Linked DNA regions of Homo sapiens: region 2 is linked to region 1. Evidence: chromatin contacts called from ENCODE Hi-C or POLR2A ChIA-PET data. All regions are on one chromosome and are shown on one strand. The core of a region is the stretch at or near the end of the contact, and the rest is flanking DNA. Distances in the headings are between cores, read along the strand shown. Region 1 holds the start of KLF15 (KLF transcription factor 15). Region 2 overlaps ZXDC (ZXD family zinc finger C).

Region 1 (2,715 bases), core at 146-2,645:
ATTCCACTGTTCTGCCCAGGCTAGCCAGGGCTGCTGTAATGCCAGAGTGGTCATTCCAACTTCTGTGAACTAGAAAGCCTCTCACCATCCTCAACACAAATGTCCTTAAAGCCCTCTGGCAACGCATTGGTTTGGCTCCTAGTGGCAGCAGCAGCTGAATCCCTGGCACTGACCTGGTGCACAGTGTCCCCAGATCCCTGGTCAAGCAAGCCTAGACCTATAGCATTCCAGAGAGCCTGGAAAGGGTATGGTTAAAAATTCCTGTTCTAGCAATGTCTTCAAGAAGAAGCAGGAGAAAATGCTCCCCACCTCCCAGTGCCAGGAGGGGAGAGGAAGGAAGCTCAGTAGGACAGCTCTGCACAGGTGGCCTGGGGGTGTCTGCAAGATGACCTGGCTCTACCTCTCTACCTGCTCCTTCCCAGCTGTGGGGCTGGGGAGGGCTGGTGCCCTCTCTGAGTCGGTTTCTTCATCTGTAAAGTGCTTGGCTGAGGATCCAGCTGGAGTGTGGATTAAAGGGCACAGCAGGGTGCCTAGCACCGTCAGCCCACGTGTTTTTCTTGGGCAAGCCACTCTGAGCCTTACTCTTCCTGTCTCTAAGCGGGAACCCAAATGCGAGCCAGGATTGCTGCGGACTAAAGCAGTCTACGAACGCTTTTGTAGACTGCGAAGCATTGTTTGGTCTTCAGAAAGGTGCCCCAGAGACAAGGTGTCATTGGTTTCAGGTGGGGGGGGGGGGGGCCGGTCAGCAAACCTCCTTAGTCCTGGAGGGCAGGGTGGCAGCGCAGAGCGCGCGCAATTTCCGGAGGGTAACTGATTGTCCTGCTGAAAGCCCAATACCGTATTTATCCAAAAATACGTCCTTCTAGGCAAGTGATTTATCTGACACTCAGCGGGGGACAGAGCTGCTTGTACCGCGCTGGGGATGAAGGTGGGGACGTGGGCCAGACCGGGCCAGACAGGCTCCCCAGCGCTTCCCGCTCAATCACGCAGACTGCACTTTGGGGCGATCTCAGAGCTTTTCTTAAGTCTTCAGGCCAGTCTCACGTTCTCACCTTGGGAACCGAGCTTTAGAAGCCGGCCCTCGTGGACGCCGCGAGACAGCGGCGAGAGGTGGGAAGCAAGGAGGTGGCTGCGGGCCAGGGACCAGGCAGCGTGTTGGGGGGCGTGCGCGTCTGGCAGCTCCGGGATCCCCGAGCATCCGCCGCTCAAGTCCGGGAGCCGCGCGGGCGGGCCGGGGCGGGGCCAGGGCGGGGCCAGGGCGGGGCGGGACGTGTGACGCGCAGCGCGGGCCAATGGGGCGCGCGCCCGGGGCCGAGCCTCCTGCGAGCCTTCGCGGCGCCCGCTGCGTCACGTGAGCGGCGGGGAGTGAGTGCCCAGCGAGCTGCGGGCGGGCTAGTGCTCCGCCGCAGCGACCCGCGGGCCGGCGGGCGATCGAGCCAGCGCAGGACCCGCGGCTCGGCCCCCGGCCGCCGCCGGACCGAGAGTCTAGCCGCCGCCCCCAGCCCAGCCCGCCCGGCCGCAGGACCGCCGGGGCCTGGCCGCCGGTCCGGCGTGCGCCAAGTTCAGGTGGGAGAGGCGCGGCGGGGCCGGCCGGCCGCGTGGACGCGGCCCCGGGTGATCAGAGGGCTGGCCGGCCTCGGGGCGCGTGGCCGTGCTCCCGCGCAGCTCTCGGAGGCACCGCGCGAGTGCTGGAGGAATGTCGGAGGAGCGGGATGGGCCCCCGCGGAGGTGGGCAGGGGTCGGACTGGCCCGGGGGAGGTGACCCCCCCCGCCCCGGTCGCCCACCAGCACTTTGCTGAGGCCCGCGCCGCCGCCTCGGTGCCTGGCCGGGCGATTCCGTGGCGCGCCTTGCGGGCCGGCCCTCCCATATGGTGGGCACCGGCGCGGCCTGGTGAGAGGAGGGGGAGAGCGGACGCGCTGGCCAGCCCGGGGTTGGGGGGCGGAGGGGCTGGAGACGGAGGGGTTACTGTCGGTCACCGCAGCAGTGTCGGGGGCAAGGGGGGGGCGTGGGACGAGGGCATGGTGCCCAGCGGGCAGCGGTCCAGGACTCTAGAAGGGGTCTGAGCCGGCTCTCTTCATTTCCCACGCACGTTTCCCCTCACCCGCCGGCACCCACGGCGGCTCCACGCGCGAGTCCTTCGCGGACAGCCTCCCGCACAGCCACAGCGGCTGCCGCGCACCACGCCCCGCACACGCAGTCACACGACAGGAACTCACACCCCTTCACGCACACCCGCACCGTTCACGCGTCTCACTCCACGCTGAGTCCCCGTCCGCTCAGACCGAACATTACCAAAGCCATGGCCTGACCGAGGGATGGCGGCGGCGGGGCAGAGAGGCCGTCCCCATCCCATATGGTGGTCCGGTTCACTCTTCCCTCCCCGCCTTGGTGTTACTCATGGAACCCCCCTCTCACGGAGGGCACAGAGGGGCTGTTTTCTCCCACGGCCCTCGGAGGTGACAAAATCAACAATTGTTTGAGAGCCTCAAATCTCCTTCCCCCTGTCCCCCCGGACCAGGTGGCCCCTGGGGAGACCCTGCCGCCCTACAGGTGTGAGGACGCCCGGACTCTGCGACTTTGGGGCCTGCGGGCGGCTCAGGGACCGGAGACTCTTATTTTGAAGGACAGCCCCCGCCGCCACCCCCGTGATTTGCACGCTGACCCAATGGCAAGCCCTTGGCCGGCGCTGGGCTTGTTATCAATTACATGTTGTT
Region 2 (2,715 bases), core at 79-2,578, 100 kb before region 1:
TGTACAGGTGACTGGGCAGGGATGGGAGGTGGCCACAGGTCAGAGACAAGTGCTCAGTCAGTCCCTGGTGCCAGGACTGTGTGCCTCGGTGCCTTGGGAAATGGAAGCTCCCTGGTGCAGCTGCAGCTGTGGGTGGAGGTAGAGAAGCCAGCAAGACCTTGGTCTTAACCCCGTGTTCATTTTCTTGCTAGCTGTGTGACGTTGGGCTACCTCGCTTCTCTGAGTACAAATGGTGTGTGGTGAATGGGTCCCAGGTATGCTACGAGCTTTGAGGGCTGCTCTTTTTCTCTTCATAGCGATAAGTGTTAAACTGTCTTTCTTAGGAAACGTTCACAGACTTGCAACAGCTGATGTCCTCTGAGTACTGTCTGACTCCCTCAGGCAAGTTCCTGAATTCAGTACCATCATTATTATTTTTGTGTAAGACTTTGACAAAGTATAGCCCCTGCCACCAGAGCAGCCTGTACAGTGGGTCTCTAAGGTGGGACCTGCCCCGGGCCTGCCATGCACGTGTGTGAAACAGCGTGAAAAGTGTCGCGGTAAGGTGACCCTGGGTTACCCAGGCAAGGCTCGGTGTTTGTTTCAGAAAGCAGAGAAGTATGTAATTGATTTTAAAAGTTTCTGTTTAAAATATTTGGCTATGTTTTAGACTATGAAGGAATGAACTTTGCTTCTCTGGATAAGAAAGTCACATACATTGTTCCAGCTCCAAGTTTGTTCGGCCCTCGCCACAAGTGGATGTAGCGTTTGGCCCTTTGTGTGCCTTGCTGGTGACTCTGGTTTTGGGAGCTCGGATATGTCCCAGAAGCAGGCTTATGGCACTTCTGTAGCTCCCTTGCTACCCTTCCTTTGTGTCTAGATAAGTGACTGACATGCTTTTCTTTGGTCTCAGGAAAGTGGGGGCTCAGCAAGAACTGATTACCGAGCCATTCAACTAGCCAAGGAAAAAAAGCAGAGAGGAGCGGGGAGCAATGCAGGTGAGGCCGTGTGTGCTGCAGCCGGACGAGCAAGGGCCTGAGGGTTCTCTGTCACTGTTACTGGCAGAAGAAACACAGCAGGTGTTTCTGTGCTCTTGGTTTTACTTTTCTGTTCAGAATACCCTTTTATCAACTCCTTAGTTTTATTTGAACTTAAGGGAAAAAATTAGTAACAAAATTCCCAGCATCAGTATGAACATATTTTATTTGCCTAAACAAGCTTTGTGAAAGTTAAGCGTTCAAACACCAGTGTCAGTTACCTGGAAGGCTACTAAGGTAAATAAGCAAAGCAGGCCAGTTGTCAGGAAAGCAGAGATTGTGCCTGGTGCTGAATGGCCTTGGGGCCTGATCTTGGCATGGCAGAGACCTGGGGACTGCCACTGTCCCCAGGTACGTGTACATGGAGCCAAACTGTGTGTCCTGTGGCATTGTCAGAGTTATGTTGAAATCTTATTTGAAAATGTTAGCAACTTACTTGCATTTTTAAAGACCAAACAAGAGCTGGTAACCTATGGCCTCAAGCATCTGTCCTTCCTAAAAATGGAATAGTGGGATGTAGTGCTTAATGGAAACTGCTAAATCTTTTTCTAAAAACTAACAGTGGATTTTTAAAATATATTGTTTTTTGTGTATTTCATTTGTCCTTTGTATTTATCTAAAAGGGTTGATATGATTTTATATCTTGCTCTCTATTCCTAATAGTATTATGACTTCTTATTTAAAATAAATAACAATTGCCGGTTTTCTGTTAATCAGTTTTCTTAAAGCCAGTGTTTCACTATAGTGTATGCATCAGTGTGAATTGTGACTTAGGAAGGGACACCTCAACAGTTCACAAAGTACCAGAATGGAACTTGCAGAGATAATAGAAGGAAGTGTGGTGGTGAAATTTGTAGAAAGAGTTGACCATATACCAAGGAAAGTTCATGAAGGAAAGCGGATGCCTTTATTGAACCTGGTAGATAATCTTGAAGAAAAAAGAGACAAACATTCAAGTATATAACACGTGTCCTATTTATTACATTGCTTTGGAGTACTATCTATAAAGGAGGTTTGATGTTTTCATTACTGTTTTTGTAAATATTTCAGCATTATCTTTAAAAAGTAAGGACATTGGCCAGGTGCGGTGGCTCATACCTGTAATCCCAGCACTTTGGGAGGCCGAGGTGGGTGGATCACCTGAGGTCAGGAGTTCGAGACCAGCCTGGCCAACATGGTGAAACACTGTTTCTACTAAAACACAAAAAAATTAGCCAGGCGTGGTGGCACGTGTCTGTAATCCTAGCTACTTGGGAGGCTGAGGCAGGAGAATCGCTTGAACCCAGGAGGCAGAGGTTGCAGTGAGCCGAGATTGTGCCACTGTGCTCCAGCCTGGGTGACAGAGTGAGACTCCATTTCAAAAAAAAAAAAAAAAAGTAAGGACATTAAAAAAAATTATAGCCATCTAATGTTGCCACTTCTTTAAAAATTAACAGTATTTTCTTAATGTCAGTATCTAGCAAATGTTCAAATTTTCAGTTGTCCCAGATGCCTCAAATATTTTATGTAACTGTCTGTTGGAATCAGAATCCAGTGGGGTTCATATGTCACTACTGGTTGATACATCATCTCTTGACTGTTTGACAGCTGTAGGGTTCTCTGCTAGGTCTTGCCTGGTTTTTGTTGAAGAAACTGATTGTTCTTTCGAGTGTGCCAGTCTGGACCTTAATGATCACATCACTGTTTTAATAGGTTCCTT

Evidence for each region. A loop is a pair of places that touch in the nucleus more often than their neighbours do. ChIA-PET counts read pairs that join two places held with the same protein, here RNA polymerase II (POLR2A). Pooled maps may share reads with other maps.
Region 2: a map of body of pancreas shows a loop between it and region 1 (2.0-fold over the local background). The contact joins the enhancer-like site here to the promoter of KLF15 in region 1. A Hi-C loop is called at or near these places in 2 of 168 maps with a recorded cell type or tissue (CD14-positive monocyte and body of pancreas) and 1 of 50 pooled maps. POLR2A ChIA-PET finds 5 or more read pairs at or near these places in 1 of 52 experiments (activated T-cell).

The regions. Positions count from the first base shown.
Region 1 is chr3:126,356,088-126,358,802 of GRCh38, reverse strand. It overlaps KLF15 (KLF transcription factor 15), which reads left to right and starts at 1,395. Exons shown (of 3, transcript NM_014079.4): 1 at 1,395-1,566. RefSeq lists a silencer at 1,216-1,435 and enhancers at 1,334-2,093, 2,094-2,715.
Region 2 is chr3:126,457,915-126,460,629 of GRCh38, reverse strand. ZXDC (ZXD family zinc finger C) reads left to right here. Exons shown (of 10, transcript NM_025112.5): 7 at 893-977. Among named protein-coding and RNA genes, the nearest start is that of ZXDC, 17 kb to the left of the region's middle. Within about 2 kb of position 1,328, at least 3 of the 41 ENCODE cell types and tissues checked have a DNase peak (open chromatin) inside an H3K27ac peak, as active enhancers do; they include body of pancreas, where a contact is called at or near this core.